Linked DNA regions of Mus musculus: region 2 is linked to region 1. The links are chromatin loops, found by intact Hi-C in ENCODE. Cell type or tissue: heart. All regions are shown on one strand.

The links. A loop is a pair of places that touch in the nucleus more often than their neighbours do. Peaks named below come from ENCODE experiments on the same cell type or tissue, not always from the same donor. Only the 100,000 strongest peaks of a DNase experiment are listed, where the experiment ranks them.
Region 2: a loop joins it to region 1, with 4 times the contacts of the local background. A loop is called at or near these places in 5 of 42 quality-filtered maps.

What each region holds. Positions count from the first base shown.
Region 1 is chr1:159,920,084-159,928,083 of GRCm38, forward strand. Tnr (tenascin R) reads left to right here. Exons shown (of 23, transcript NM_022312.3): 22 at 3,181-3,344; 23 at 4,011-4,839. The coding sequence ends at 4,130. Among named protein-coding and RNA genes, the nearest start is that of Gm31667, 100 kb to the right of the region's middle. In heart, no CTCF peak of the experiment used is centred here; DNase peaks (open chromatin) are centred at 3,188 and 4,168.
Region 2 is chr1:160,032,524-160,040,523 of GRCm38, forward strand. No RefSeq gene overlaps it. Among named protein-coding and RNA genes, the nearest start is that of Gm37294, 7.8 kb to the right of the region's middle. In heart, no CTCF peak of the experiment used is centred here; DNase peaks (open chromatin) are centred at 3,268, 4,558 and 4,918.

The DNA.
Region 1 (8,000 bases):
TACTGCATCTGCTCCATTATTTCCTTTCTCAGCCAGATACTGTTATTCAAAAGAGAAGACATACTTATCTTTGTTATTGTTCACAGTTGAGCCATTCGCAGTGGCAATCAGAGAAGCCTGAAGAGCCCCAACAAAAAGGTCCAATTTGCCACACTTTGAGCATAAAACAGCCATTGAAATGGACATTAAACAAGATGTCATTCTAAATCATTTCAAAACGAAATGGATACTATTCACTCCCTAGAATTAGAATTGTGTCTACAGAAAAGGCTTTCATGTTTCTCCTATGGGAAGAGAAACAAGCTCACCTACCACAGTTTCTGTCTCCCCTCAGTTCCCCCTCTTCGTCCTTCTCTGTCCAATCCCACATGTTGTCTGTCTACCTTGGGGCCAGCCCTTGAAACATCTTCCCCAGCCCAGTCTCTGTGCCACACCTCAAAGAGGGCAGAACCGTTAGATTGCACTCCTCTCCCTGTGTCAGAGGTCAGTGAGTCTAGATCTTGGCTAGCCAGTCATGGACATTAACAACAATTCATCCATCACCTTATATATTCAGTTCATCTTTTTCAGTAAGTAAAACCCTGGGTTTATTTAGGTTACCCCATCTCTAGGCAACTACACACCATTCATAGAAAACCATGCCCTCCGTCCTGGCATTTGTAACAGTTCCCAGTTCTTCAAGCTGTTACCACTTCTCCAGGCCTCACTGGCAACCAGCCACCCCAGGGCCTCCAGTCCAATTACAGCCCTTTACTCCACATTTCTGAAGTCCCGAAACTTCCAAAACTCTAAATAGAACTCTGCTGGGATTCAAACTGACACTTCTAAATTGTGTCTTTAATAAGAGCAGAGCCACACTCACTGTTCTGGTTTTAGAGCATCTAACAAGAACATAAAACATGGACTCTGTAGTACCATCCTAGTTTAAAGAAAACACCAGGAAATGCCTCTCTGCAGAATAAATAAGGATACCCATAGGAGGGTTTCTGGGGTATATAGAAAGGATCCTTGAAATCAGCCTATCTGACTGAAACCACTGAAAACATCGTCTGGATGAGACATACCAGAAAAACAAGATTTCGTGGAAGGGGAAGGCTTGATGCATTACTCTCTTGGGCAAACTGTGTGATTGGAAGGATCAGGAGCTGTGAGCAGTGACACACACCTATAATTACAGCATGGGAAAGGCTGAGATGGAAAAATTGAACATTAAAGCTAGCCTGGGCTATATAGCAAGATGAAGTAGAAAGGGAGAGAGGGGCAATGTGGGTAAGAAAGTAGAAAGTGGAGGTAAAGGGTGGAGGAGAGAAGGGGAAGAGGGAGGGAGGGAAGAGCAGAAATGTGGAAAGGAAGAGAAAGAAAGAGAAGATTAATTATGGAAAGTCTTGACACTGAAAGAAAAATTGACTTTTTACATGACTGGAGGTCTTGTAAGTCCTGAATGGCATAATGGGATTTGGATTTTAGAAAGATCACTAGGACAGGTCCAATCAAGATAAAGTAAATCTGAGTGAAGAGCGGTGAGAGCAACTGGTGGCTGCATTATTAATCCTGATGGGAGATAACAGGAGTCCGTGCTAATGTCAGAGATAAAAGGAGTCCATGCTAATGTCAGAGCTACGAGAAAGGCATGAATATGAACAGGTGGTCAAGAGTGAAAACCCGGACTTAGTTCATGTCTGGAATATACGAGGTAGATGTATGAGGCAGAAAAGATGAGGGAGGATACAAAGACCTAGGGGACCATGTCTGTGACAATCAGTTGGCAACATCAAAGCAGAAGCCAGAAATAATTGTTGGGAGAATAATGAGGATACATTCTAGTTTGCAGAAGGTGAGAGGATAACAATGCAGGTAGGCACAGCACAGATGATGAATAATGATTAAAGCATGGATTGCTGGAGAGTAAAATTAATCCAAAAATTTTAAGGTAATAGGTATGAGTATGACTTGAGATAAAGGAGATGAAAATGATAGTCTTCTGGAGAGGGAAAGTAAGACCCTTTTCAAGCAGAAGTAGATAACAAAAAGTTGTTTCAGTTGGTGGGATTGGCTCTGGATGGGCACAACACCAGAATCCTTCAAGATTATATGGAGATGAGAATGGTGTGACACACTGCCTCAGGACTCTCTTGAGCGGTGAAGGCTTCCTTGGAAGACCCAATAGCCCAGAGTTCTGTGGCTGCAGAAAAGAAGGTGCTGAAGCCTTATAGCTTCTATAGCTTGGAAGCCATAGAATCAAAACACTGTCCCTCTTAGGGGAAAGCAACCTTAGCTATAGTGACTATCACTTTCATCTGATAAATAACATGAGGCCCCTTCCCAGCATCTCTAACCACAAATCCTGCCAAAGGCTTCACCCGAGTCACTGTAAGTGCCTGATGGTCTGATCTCTCAGTGAACCCTGAGTTCACCTGAGCCGCTGCATAGCACCCCTGCCAAGAGAACACCCGGTCTCCACTTGTCTTTGAGAAAGAAAATCTCACCACAGGGTCAGGTAGCCTAGCTGGTAGTATTAGGCAATTTCTCTTTACCTATTTAGGTAAATATTTTCCTCTTTACAGTCTCTCCGTAGTCATCCTGACACTTCCCCACCAGGTTTAGTTATGTGTTCTTATTTAGCGAAGCTTCCTCACATGGAAGCTTTCTCACCTACCCACATCTCATTTGACATGGTTATGTTTCCGTCACCGTTTCTTGTTTATTGGTGCTCTGGCTGCTGTTGTTCCTCTTCATGGGCAGAACCAAGTTCTCACGGTGGGGTATTGGGTACAGGCTGATCAGGGACAGCAAGCACAGGGGAAAGCCAGGATGAACTTACACTGTGAGATCCATAAGGGTTGGAGGCGTCGTGGCTCCTTACTGTCTCCAATAGACACAGTGGGACCATGAGTGCTCTGTGCCTCAAAACGGCCAAAGGGAAATAGACAGAGATGCTAAGATGGAGCTGTCTGGTAAAGTTCTCAGCAAATGTTCAGTGATGAATAGAGTGGGAAACATAGAAGCGGTTCCTCCCTAGCCCTACCCTATGAGGTAATATAGAGGCAAAGGTCTGCATAGCCATGACGCAGCTCAGAAGGAAAAGGGGAAGTGAGCCAGGGTTCCATGTGAAAACCAGATGTCCACAGCAAATGGAACAGCCTCCGGAATGGTTTTGTTTTCATTTTTGGTTTTTGGCAGGAGACTCCCTCAGCTATCACCAGGGACGTCCTTTCTCCACTGAGGACAGAGACAATGATGTTGCAGTCACCAACTGTGCCATGTCCTACAAGGGTGCTTGGTGGTATAAGAACTGCCACCGGACCAACCTCAACGGGAAGTACGGGGAGTCCAGGCACAGTCAGGTAGGCCACACTCTCATTGCGGGCAGAGTGGTGGAAAGGGCAGAACCCAGGCCTTTAGTTCTGTGTCTCAGCACTGTTTCCTCTTTAAAAAGAAGTACTCTGGGACTGAGAAAAGACCATTCAAGATGCTGTCCATCAACTCATCATAGGCTCAAGGGCACGGGGCACAGAAGGGGGGAGACCAGAAACCTTAGTAATCTAAGCTATTTCCCCAGGAGACTGCAAGCCCCCAGTCTGGGCTCAGGGACAAGGAAGCAGCTGAAACACAAACCCCCAGGCAAGCCCCCAGAGGTTGCTGACCCCAGGTGGAAGCCACCCAAGTCTCCTCATCATGAATGAGCTGCCCACAATTTCACTATTCACCTAGTTGGGATTTTGACATTCACCACAGTCCCCTAGTACCAGAAACTCCTGAAGGCAAATCACAAAACTGGCAATAAGAAATAACGCACAACTTACCTTTTATAAAGACATAGGCCTCTGTAAAGGGGACGCTGGGACGAGACTCAACTCTCTCCATCATCCTGGGAACTCTGTCTTGAGCCCCTTCTTAACTGAAAACAGCTAAACTGATAAGTGAAGCCCTCAATCCAGTCATTCTTTTCAAGCAGGGTGCTCTGCTGAGCATGGAAGGTGATCTGACATGTTCATATTTCTCACACTCAGGGGATCAACTGGTACCATTGGAAAGGCCATGAATTCTCCATCCCCTTTGTAGAAATGAAGATGAGGCCCTACATCCATCGTCTCACAGCCGGGAGGAAACGGCGAGCCTTGAAATTCTGAGCACTGGGCAGCCAGCCACCAGCCAAACAATCTTTTCTGTCATTTGTTTGTATTTTATAATATGAGACAAGGGGGGGAGGGGCAACAGTAATGTGCTTCACAACATATTCAGACTATCTGAAGGAAGCAGGGATCAGTTAGGCACCATCTGCTCCTAGTTTCTGCTGCCTTGGAGCCTGACTCACAGGCTACATGCTCCCTGCTAACCAGTCCTGACTGATCACCCACCTCTTTTCTCACAGAGGAGGAAAACTGGGGAGTTAAAAAAAAGAAAGAACTACAGGTTGTTATGGTGATGGGCACACACACACAACTTCCTCTATCCCTTCTTCTGAGATACCTTCCAAGTTCTAAGTAATAGTAATCTGGTCACCACTGACTATGGCCAGGTGACCACACCATCCCAGAAAAGCTTCAAGAAAAAAGCTTGGCCAATCTTCTCTTAAGAGGGAAGATGCCCACCACACCCTGGCGCAACTGTCCAAGTTCATTGCAATGGGCTAAAGATTCTCACATTCTGACAGTTAACTTTTAGGAGGCATGGCCTCTCTTCCAGCCCCATCCTCTCCTTACTTCTGTCCCCTAGATCCTATTAGACCTACCAACCCAACCATTGTTTAGAACTCCAGTTACCAAAGCTGTCTGAACCTTGCCCTGGGTCATGCAATAGCTGTGCCCTGTGCGTCGTAAATCATTGTCGTGTAATAACTTTCTTTGGTGGTGAGACTTGGGGAAGGGTATTGTTTCTAGCACATTTGTATCAGACACTGACAAAGGACAGGAGTGGAAATGAGGGCACCTACCAGGGAGCGTGTGGGTCTGAGCAGAAACAGACCTGACTTAGTGTTGCCTTGTGCATTTGTGATCTGATTTACCATGGATTCTTTCCCTGACTCCTAACTGAAGGTCTCTAGCTCTATACCCAGTCAGGCTATCCTCAGTGCAAGTGGCTTCAGAAGAATCATGGGGGAAGTTGTATGAGCCATTCCCCTGTCTGATTACACTGGGAGGGGACAGCGTGCTTGTCCTGGTCTCTTGTTGTTTGCTTTGATCCTGTAGTAAACAGAACTGACCCCCTCAATGAGGTGAGACCATGAGAAACATTTTCCATCTCCCTCTGTTATCCTGCTTTGAGAAGAAAAATGAAAAGTGCCAGAGGAAATTGCATTTAGAACTCCAAAGGTGAGCGGAGTGATCTCCCCACCCCCACGTGATTTGATTTTTTAAAGCCCCGGAGAACTGGAGGCTATAGAAGCCATGACCTTTCAGCTTCTCCTTAAATAAAAATCCAGTCAGTCTTTCCTGCAGCACCTGCCCAAGCTGTGCCAAGTTTCTCAGCTGCCTTTTCCCTGTCTCCCTGTCCTCTCCTATCTTTGAGGGCCCAGTGTGTACTAATCGGGCCCATGGCTACTGTCTGGGGTGTCTTATACCTGTGCCAACCAGTTGGCATCTTGAAATAGAAACAGCCACCATCTAACCAAGCTTTGAGCCACAAGCAAGAGTCCTCCTGGGCTGATGATCACCTGCTGAGCATCGTGACATTGGGGTTAGCTTGCCATTTTTCTGTCACCTCCCCTGTCTCTGTGATATAGAATCACTGACCTACACAAGGCCAAAAACACAGGTGGAGTTTTCACATTTTAATCCATCATGGGCTTCAAGCAGCTAAGAGAAGGAGGAAGAGGGGGGACGCCTATAGGTTATCCGATATTTAACTAGATGTGGGCCAACTGTGCAGGACTGGAGGTAAGCACACTTAACGAGGGAATTGAAGGGCGTGATACGAGGTTGTCTCTGCCACCATGACAGCTACAAGCCCTTGATGGGTTTGTTCAAATCTCTGGGCCTTGGTTTCTTCACCCAGTTGAATCAGAGTTTAGACCAAAAGGATTTCTAATGCCCCTTTAGGTTTAACCATCTGTAATAGAAAAGCAGAATCAAAGTTGGTCTTGGTGAGTCATCGCAATTAAAGGAAAGCCAGAATCCCCGTGAAGGACATGGGGAAAGGGAGGGAAGGAGAAAAGGGGGAAAGAGACTGACTCAGAACTCTCTGTGTCTCTCATAGACACCACACACACACACACACACACCATATACACATACATACACACACACCACACATACACACCACACACACACACACACACACACACACACACACACACACACATACACCATATACACATACATACACACACACCACACATACACACCACACACATACACACACCACGAACATATACCACACATACACACACACACACACACACACACACACACACACACACACAATGCTAAAAGAAGCTGAAGCCATTATGTCTATGAAAGCAGAGCCAAGGAACTGGATGTGCCTGAACAGCCCACCTCATCAAGGGAGCTGAAATGGAACAAGATTTTGTGTCATCACTACCAGGAAAAATCAAGAAACATCAATGGAAATCCAAACCTGCTTTTTACTGGAACTATTTTATCCTGCGGAACATTTTTTTATAAATAGCATCGGCTGCATCGCCTAGATTCATTTAAAGGAATTTTAAAGTAAGAAAGAAACTTCAAAGATCAGCTCACCCAACCTTCTGTAAGAGGGTTTAGAGATCCCTTTTGTTAAGTAGAGTGAGTCCCCCCACACTCTATGCTTTGAAGAGACTGTCTTCTCAGAATCCACAGGGAGCTTCTCTCAAAGCTTCTGGACTTGACTGGCTTCACTTCTTCCTTCACTGAGCTTCCTAACTGATTCCAGTTGTTAATCTGCTCCTTCTCACGCCTGCTTTTGTCCCTGAGGAGCAGGCAGCACTACTTGGCACCCACCCTAATCACCCAAGATTCCCATAAGGGACTCAGAATGACTGAACGGGGGCCTATCAAGAAGATGGCGCAACTACAGACATGTTAGAAGGTACACTTCCACAAAATCCCCAACAACAACAATAACAGTAACAACCAGTCACCAGAGACTGCCATGGATTCACTGCCTAGAATCAAGAGCCAGGCCACTCTCCCTCTTTGCATGCCCCATCATATGAAGATTGTTTCTATACTGAGTTCTCATCTTCCCAGGGCTACTTCTGGAAGGTGAAGACATTAACTGTGAAGACTCTTTGTTAGGGATGACAACCATGTAGAAAGCGTTGGCCTTCAGACCCGACTTACTGAATAAAGGGAGACTTGGTGAGAGGGGCAAAGTGGTGCTCCCAGCTCCCAGATGTCCACTGAATCACTTATGAGAAGTAGGGCAGGAGGCAGCATAGTTCTTATGATTCTGTTAACCTCAGACCAAACCAGGACCCAGGACCCATTTGTACAGGAGACTGATTTGTAAAACAACAGCAACATGGCAGCAGAGAAAGTTGGAGCAAGCTCCCAGATATCTAAATGTCCCCTCCCCCCAGCTACCTAACACCCTATCTCTAAAGAGGTGAGAGTCACTCCTAATATCCTTGTTGCCTTCCACTGGGGAGCCAATCAGCTCCTCCGAGATAGAAAACTCTCATTTCAAAAGCAAATTTAAAGGACCAAGATTGCCTTGCCAGTAAACTCGATGCCTATACAAACTCTCCTAAAAACATCTTTACCTTTAAAGTTCAGTATCAGGACAGAGATATAGATTATGGGGCAAGAGGACATTGTAGAATCTTTTCAACAAGCTTTTTTGAAGCATCCATTGAGAAAGGTTTGATAGTTCCCCCCTTGGTCCTTTTCTATGGAGAAAGAAAGGTGGGATTTGTGAGAGCTGTGAACATTTGAAAACAGCCCCGGAGGCATGGCCTTTTCTTTTTCTTCCTCCTAGGATTTCAGAAAGGGGGCAAAGCACTTCCCCGGGATACATGCTTTTCTATCCATTGCTTGATAATCATTGCATTTAACTCCTTG
Region 2 (8,000 bases), 110 kb after region 1:
AGATTCTTTTAACACATCTTTCTTTACACCTTTCATCATCCAACAATGAGCTAGTAGCACAATAATATCCTCCCAAGTCAACTCAAGGATCTCATTGTTGGATATATAAAACAATCTATGAGAAGTTGCCAAGTCTTTCCTTACACTTGGCTGTTCCCATTACTAAGAAGAGAACACATGCTCTAATGACTTTTTTTGCCTTCAGCTGATATTTCCTATGGCTACATGGTTCCCTTTGATTAAGACCAAGCACCAGTTTGTTTCATAACCTCAGCCCCATTTAAAACAGGATTAGTGGGTAGGTAGTCCAATGGCCATGAAAGAACAGGGTTATACTTCACACACAACAGAAAAGGAGCCAAGACAGGCAAAGCTATCTGTTGATATAAGATTCATAGAAGGTGCCATTGAAGATAATTCAGTGGGGTATTGTGCCAGAAATGGAGAAGGTCTAAGATTCTGAAGTTTAAGCTGCTAGTGAGGTATGCATGAGTTAAAGGTAGAAATCAGATAAAATGTTAGGGTCAATAGGGCTAGAGGCCATAGAAACTATAGACACTTCAACTCAAGCATAAGTCCATCAGCACAGGATCCTGATATAACTTCATGGAAATGAAGGATTTCTTCTCACTTCTTCTAACAGATCAGTTTGGGTTGGAAGATAACACGTCATAGAGTTTAGGAACCAGTTGTCTGGCCAATGTCTTTTGTCTTCCAGCTTGTATTTAGGCAGGGCAATATTGTAAAAGAAAAAAATCAGTGTTTTTCTCCTTGAGACCACCAAGCTTAAATTGGTCCCAAAGTAATCAGATACCCTACTGGAGGACCTTCTGGTCGACCAGGAGTAATCTTCCTGGCTAGAGAGGTGGTGACTGATGATTTGAGATCTGGGTAATAGGTGTAAACCTCTTGAGAAGACTCTTACTTGAGTATACAACCATTCCTGGTCCCATAAGGCCTATAAATGAAGATGTAGGTGAACATGATTGATCAAGATTAGAGAAAGGAAGGAGGAGAAATGTCTCATCAGGATGCTGTGCTATCTTCAAATGTTTTAGAAACCTTTAATAATCTCAACTTTATACCAACTTCATATTCTACTAAATTCAAGATCATGGTTACTCTTAGCTAAAAAGCTTGGAGAAAATGCTTTATAAGGCAAGTAAAATAGGAAAGGTAGAAATCCTAACATTATAAAGGGATGCTTCTCAGAGTGTGTGAGTACAGTCTACACAGAGACAAAAGTAAGGGGTCTGGAAGAGGCTGTGACTGGCCAGGAACCACATAAAAGAAAAAGACAAGAGAAAGAACTGAAAGAAAAAAATCCCGGAGAAGGGATACACCAAAATATAAAACTTTCAAAACCAAAACAGAGACTGTGAGAGGGACTGCAGCCTGATTTGTCAGTCCAGAGCATAGGGCTCTTCAAGCCAGGCCTGCACAGCCCCAATTTCTCCCTGCTAAAGGTGTCTCAGGTGCAACAGAGATTATCACCAGAGTCAACATGGTGAGCCAGAGGCTAGAAAAATGGCTCAGCAGTTTAAAATGCTTGTTGCTCTTACAGAGGATCCAGGCTCGGTTCTCAGCACTGACATGGAGGCTCAGAACCATCTGTAACTGCAGCTCCAAGGAATCCAACTTCCTCTTCTGACCTCCCTATGAACCAGGTAGGCACATGATACACATACACATGCGCAGACAAAACACACAAACACTTGAAATAAAATAAATACAGAACGTTTAAATGGTAAGCAGTGTTTATTAAAAATGAAAGGAATTAAAACTGACTACAGGATAAGAGGTAGGGGAAACTGAAGAAGGCATTGCAGGAAGGACTGCACAGCAGGAAGTGGCCAGAGGAGAGCTTAATAGTTGTGGTGACCCTGAAGCAGAAGTTCAAATAGCCACTTTGTGATAACAAGGTAAGCCCGTGCCAATCACCACTGCTGTCATCCCTTTGAGACCTTCTAAATAGAGGAAATCATTTGGGTCACCAAAAATGTTGTCAATCATCCAGGATTAATTTTTCTTAATTTAGGGCAGAATTCATAAAGAGGCAAGCAATACTAATCAAAGCAAATTTTGTTGCACTTATGTATGGACACAGGAAGACACTACATGGAGAAGGGTTCTCTGAGGGGGTGTCAGATATAATCTTTGTGATCTTGGACCGTGCCAGTCCAGGAGTTTTGACTATCTCTCATCTGATCCTTGCTCTCTGCTGGTGGCCTGCATTTGGTACAATGATTTGCTTATACATGTTGAGTCTGTTTGCACTTGGCATGTAGAGAGGTGATCGCCAGCAGGAAGATCATGTAATAGTCAGAGTAAGCCAGGCTTTTCTGTCCATATGATGGTTGCAGGAAAGTCTGAATTCTTTGTGGGAATCTTGTGCTTTTGAGACCTGGTTGTCTGAGGCAAGTCCTGTAGAAACAGTGCAAGCCAGAGAAGGAAGCTTTGGTGGTAGAGTCCGGGACCTTTCTGTTTGGTCTCAGAAGTATCTATAGCCTCTTAGTACAATAAAGTCACAGATACCTACTTTACTGTGTACATTTACAACTTGAGAAAATATCAAAAGGAAATAGGACATTAGGTGGGGGGAAATAATCCATCTAAACATAATTTTGTTTTGCTTTGCTTTGCTTTGCTTTGCTTTGCTTTGCTTTGCTTTGCTTTGCTTTGCTTTGCTTTGCTTTGCTTTGCTTTGCTTTGCTTTGCTTTGCTTTGCGAGTGTTTCTGTGTGTAACCTTGGCTGTCCTGTTACTTGTTCTGTAGACCAGGCTGGCCTCAAATTCATAGAGATCCATCTGCCTCTGCTTCCTGAGTGCTGGGACTTAAGGCATACATCATCATGCATGGTGCCCAGATTACATAAATTTTAAATAAGGAAACAAGTTAGAAGCCCTCATTTAAATATTTGCTGCTTCCATTAGCCAAAGCTATTATTTTGTGATTTATGATCAAAACCTATTATTACTGGAATCTAATGTAAATTATTTGCCAGAATGTGTGACAGATATATATAGATATAGATAGATATAGATATAGATATAGATATAGATATAGATATAGATATAGATATAGATATAGATATAAGCAAAACCAGCTACATTGTTTTGAAATAAGACAAAGATATAGCTGACATGGCCACACCCTCAGCTAAGATCTCAGAGAAGGAAGAAATCACTGACAGCCGTCCAGAACGCTCTCCAGAAAGCATGTGTCAACACTGTGTGTGTGCTATGAACTCAGTGTTCTGGGTGGCTGAACAAGGAGAAATATCTTCCAGCTGGAACAGCCCGTTATTAGCAATGGGAAGAGTGGTAAGCACACACAACCACCTTTCCTCTAGAGTCCACACCAGACTAACAGAAAGGCAAGCACCATCCTATCTCAAGTTCCCAGATCCTAATCTAGTACTCTTTATGTTCACTTGGGCCATATGTCCTGGCTAGTTTTTATGTCAACTTGACACAAGCTAGAGTCATCCGAGAGGAGGGAGCCTTAGCTGAGACTTCATAAGATCAAGCTGTAAGCAAGCCTGTAGGATATTTTCTTAATAAGTTATTATTGTGGGAAGGCCTTGCCCATGATGGGTAGTGTGTCACATTCTTAGGCTGATGATCCTGGATTCTATAAGAAAGCAGGCTAAGCAAGCTAGGAGGACTAAGCCAGTAAGCAGCACCTCTCCATGGCCTCTGAATCAGCCCCTGCCTCCAACTTCCCACCCAGTTTAAATTCCTACTTGGATTACTCCCTCAGTGAACTGTGATTCAGGATATGTAAAGCAAACAAGTCCTTTACTTCCTAAGATTTTTGTTTGTTTGTTTGTTTGTTTGGTTGGTTGGTTGGTTGGTTGGTTGGCTGGTTGGTTGGTTATAGTATTTCATCACAGCAATAGTACCCTAAACTACCATCATTTAGGTATTTCAGTACAAACTTGTGTTTTGCACATTTTGAAGCAAATGTGATCAAAAGATACCATCCTATGAAGACCTCATTTGTCACTCTTTGTGGAAGGATACACAGGAGTCCTATAAAGAAAAGCAAATCTCTATTTCCTAAGCATCTTTAGGAGGGTTGAACTTAAAATTCATTCGCAGACACCTTGGCCTGCTAGGAATTGTCTCATGCTCACTAATTTCAACTGAGCCTTGGGCACCTACCATCTCGTCTACCCATAGGCAGCGAAACCAAGATACATAGAAGCTATGGTTTGGTCAGGGCCACTTGTTAGGGGCAAAGTAACAGAACCCTAAGAAAAACAAGTATCTTTCCTCTTAATTCAGGGCCTTTTCCTCTAGCTCCACCTCTACTATGGACAGGCCATTGTAGCTGAGCCTAAAAGAGAAGCACAGTCAGACAGCTGACTCCCAAACCAAAGAACTCCCCCCGAGTTCTGCAGAGCAGATGCCTACTAGCCAAAAAGCTCATAAAGAAATAGATTACTTAGTGCTTTGGTCCATATAAGGCTAGATTTCACACATAGACACACACAGAGAGAGACTGAGAGAGACTAGAATCTGGCAGGTGACCAGCTTTGTCAGTCTATCCTCTTCCTCTTCCTGCCTGGGAGTCCCACTCATAACAACAGCAGCAGCAGCAGCAGGAGGAGGAGGAGGAAAAAGGGTTTTATGAACATAAAAATAAACACACTTTCTATTTTTATCAGGGCCACAGCTGTGGGAGCGTCATTCTTTGCTTTAAGCTGTAGCATTCCAAGGGAGCAGAGGCAAGATTGTGTGTGTGTGTGTGTGTGTGTGTGTGTGTGTGTGTGTGTGTGTGTGTGTGTGTGTGTGTATGGGCAGGCGAAGTATTATGAAGAAAATAGAGGCAGTCAAGCTGAGAGCCAAGTTTTCCATTGCTGAATCTCATTCTATGCACACCACAGAAACCAATGTCCAGCCTGGAAGTCTCTGGAGTCTGCAGGTCTGGAAAAACTGGAGCATGTCCACCAGGAAGCTCGCCCTGCGACCGGACTGTTCTCTGGCCATATATAGAAGTAATCTTTCACCCACATGTTTTTTAGGAGCTTCTGAAAACTGGGTTACTTAGTGACTCCATTGAACAAGTGCACAATATGCTGATAGATATTTTCCCTCCTCACTCGGGCTCTCAGTGGAACCTCTGTGGATCTCACAGGCACGCCGATCCAACATCTTCCCTGTGTACAGTAGAAGCAGCCATTTCTGACCCAGCCTGCTGACATCTTACAACATCAGGACTCTCATAATTGGTAATGCTGAATGGAGACTGAGGCTAACTGGAGATGCAGCCCTGGAGGAGACTGAATGCTAGAGAAGGGTGTTCCAATACAAAGAAAAGGCAGGGAAGTCCTTTCTCATTAATGGTACATCAGTCTGAGAGACAGTGGGCACCACGTCTGGTTTCAGAAGAGACTTTTTAATATTGTCCACAACTGCCTCCCTATCCCTGTTCTGTTACTTTGCTCCTAACAAGTGGTCCTGAACAAACCATAGCTTCTATTTTCCTTTCCCACTTGTATCCTTCACATGGTCAGTCCCAGTTATACTTTCGGTGTTTCCTAATGACACAGAAACACAAACCCCAAAGCAATATTAAGGAAGAAAAGAAACACATGCTTTGGGAACGTATTTATAAGTGTGTGAATAAGGTTTTCACACTTGCCCATATGAAGAGAATGATTCTAAAGCTTCCTAGATTCAGCCTCGTGGCCCAGGATCTTCATTCATTGACATTTACCAAGCAGCTTACCATTTGCCAGACACTGTCCTGCCTACAGTCTTACAGTTCAATGTAGGGGACATATATATATACATGGCCAATTTCATTACTGTGGGGTAGCTATATGGTGGACCAGCATGGAGAACATGGGAATACAAAAGACCTGCTTCTACCTCAGTCTTGGAGGACAAAAGAGATCGTGTTAGAAGAGACCATAGCTGAGCTAGGAGTTAGGATGACAGAGACTCTGTCAGAATTTTTTCTGAAATGTTCCCCGTGGAAAGATAAGTCTCCAATGTCAAAATAGTAGTGTTGATATATATGAATTTTGCAAGCTGAGTGATGGTGAGTTGTGTCTGTAATCCCAACACTTAAGTGACTGAGGCAGGAGAATAGACACAAGTTCAAGGTCAGCATGAGCTATAGAGTGAAAAACACTGTCTCAAAAACAAAAGAAAGGAAGGGAGAGGGGAAGGGAGAAGAGAGAAGGAACTGAGGGACTTAGCCTTGGTGTTTCAAAGTTAGTTGATGTCTACTGCTCGGTAACACTTACCATGTTGCTCAATTACACATATGAAATAAGCCAATTGCCATGAAATCTTAAGAGGAGAGGGTGTGATAATTTATGTAAATGTGAATTTCCACAACTAATAACATAAATCCTAGAATTGGGGGGTTGGAAGAAGTCACACTGAATCCTCCCTTGAAATATAGCAGCTCCTCTAAAGCACCCCCCAGGGACTCGTTCAGCCTCGGGGTGAAGTGCTTCCGGTGTGAAGGGGTGAAGTGCTTCCGGTGTGAAGGGGTGAAGTGCTTCCGGTGTGAAGATTCCTCACTGGTGAAGGAACTTCATAGTATTCATTACTTGGTCTTAAAAGCAGAAATTAGCACTGGCGACGTGGCTCAGCTGGTGTACCCAGGACCACACGGTGAAAGGAGAGAACTGACTCACAAGATGTCCTTTGTCCTCCACACTCAGACTGTGACGTGCCACGCCATACACACACACACACACACACACACACACACACACTCAATCAATCAATAAGTTATAGATAAATAAAGGCAAAAGCTAGAATATATGATGTCCTTTTCACCCACTGAAGTGTCTGAATTCAGTCTCTCTTCATTCAAATAAATGCTATAACAAGTCACTAGATTTACCCCTCATGATAAGCAAAAATCTGGAGTGACATTAACTACCTACATAGAAATTCTAACTCTAATCTCCTCATAAGGGGACTAGAATAACCTATACCAAAATACTGCAGTAGTTATTTCAGGGTAGCAAAATTATTGCTAATGCTTTTCCTTCATAATCTTGAATTTTTCAGTGGGGGTCGGGGGGAGCCCTGCCTTGTTTGAACCATTTTAACACCACCTTTGTTCGTGCTTTTACCCAGCCAGCGGCCTCTCACTCACTGCATTTTCTGATTCTTTTGTAGCTCTATATTTTGGTCAACCCACCTTTATTAAGAAAATTTCTATGAGTATTCCAGCCTCATTGCCCTTAAATCTAAATTACAGAGTGTAACCTTTCATTATAAACAGTTTTCTACTGACGCATAGTACAGACCTTGGCACAAAGAAAGCAACACATCACCGGCAGTTAAAACTCACTCCTACAACCTGGTAAATGAGGGCTCTCTCCTCATTTCTCTTTCTTCTTCCTTTCTTCCTTCCTTCCTTCCTTCCTTCCTTCCTTCCTTCCTCTCTCTCTCTCTCTCTCCCTCTCTCTCTCTCTTTCTTTCTTTCTTTTTTTCTTTCTTTTTTTCCTTCCAAGCCCTTCCTTTTACCTGTTATGAAAGAGCCAGCCTGGGGACAGGAAGTTTGTTTGTGGCAACATTGATGTTCTGAGTCACTACAGTAGTCAAGGAAGCAAATTTCAAAGCCTCGGCTATTTCATGGGCCCTCAGGGCAAGAGGCTTGAACAGCTTTTGTCTCAGGAAACCTCATGCCACAATGAATGAGCTGGGCAGAGTAAGCTGGGGTTTCCCAGGGATCTCTCCACTAAAGTGACAAGAAATGTTTTACCTGCTCTGTGTAGGCGTTGGGACCGCATACAGTGGACTCACTCAATAAATCAATAATTAAAGTCATCCACAAGAAGAGCAGGTGACAAAGGAAACCGGGAAAAGGGACAACATGAGAGCTCTGTGGGCTCTCCTGCTCTGGTATGCCCAACATGAGAATGGAATCCAGAAACCTGCTGTTTACATTAACAAAGCCAACGCTCAATTCTGCAAAGGGCTCCAGGCAGCCGGGCAGCCCACTCACAAAGGCTGGCCATCTTG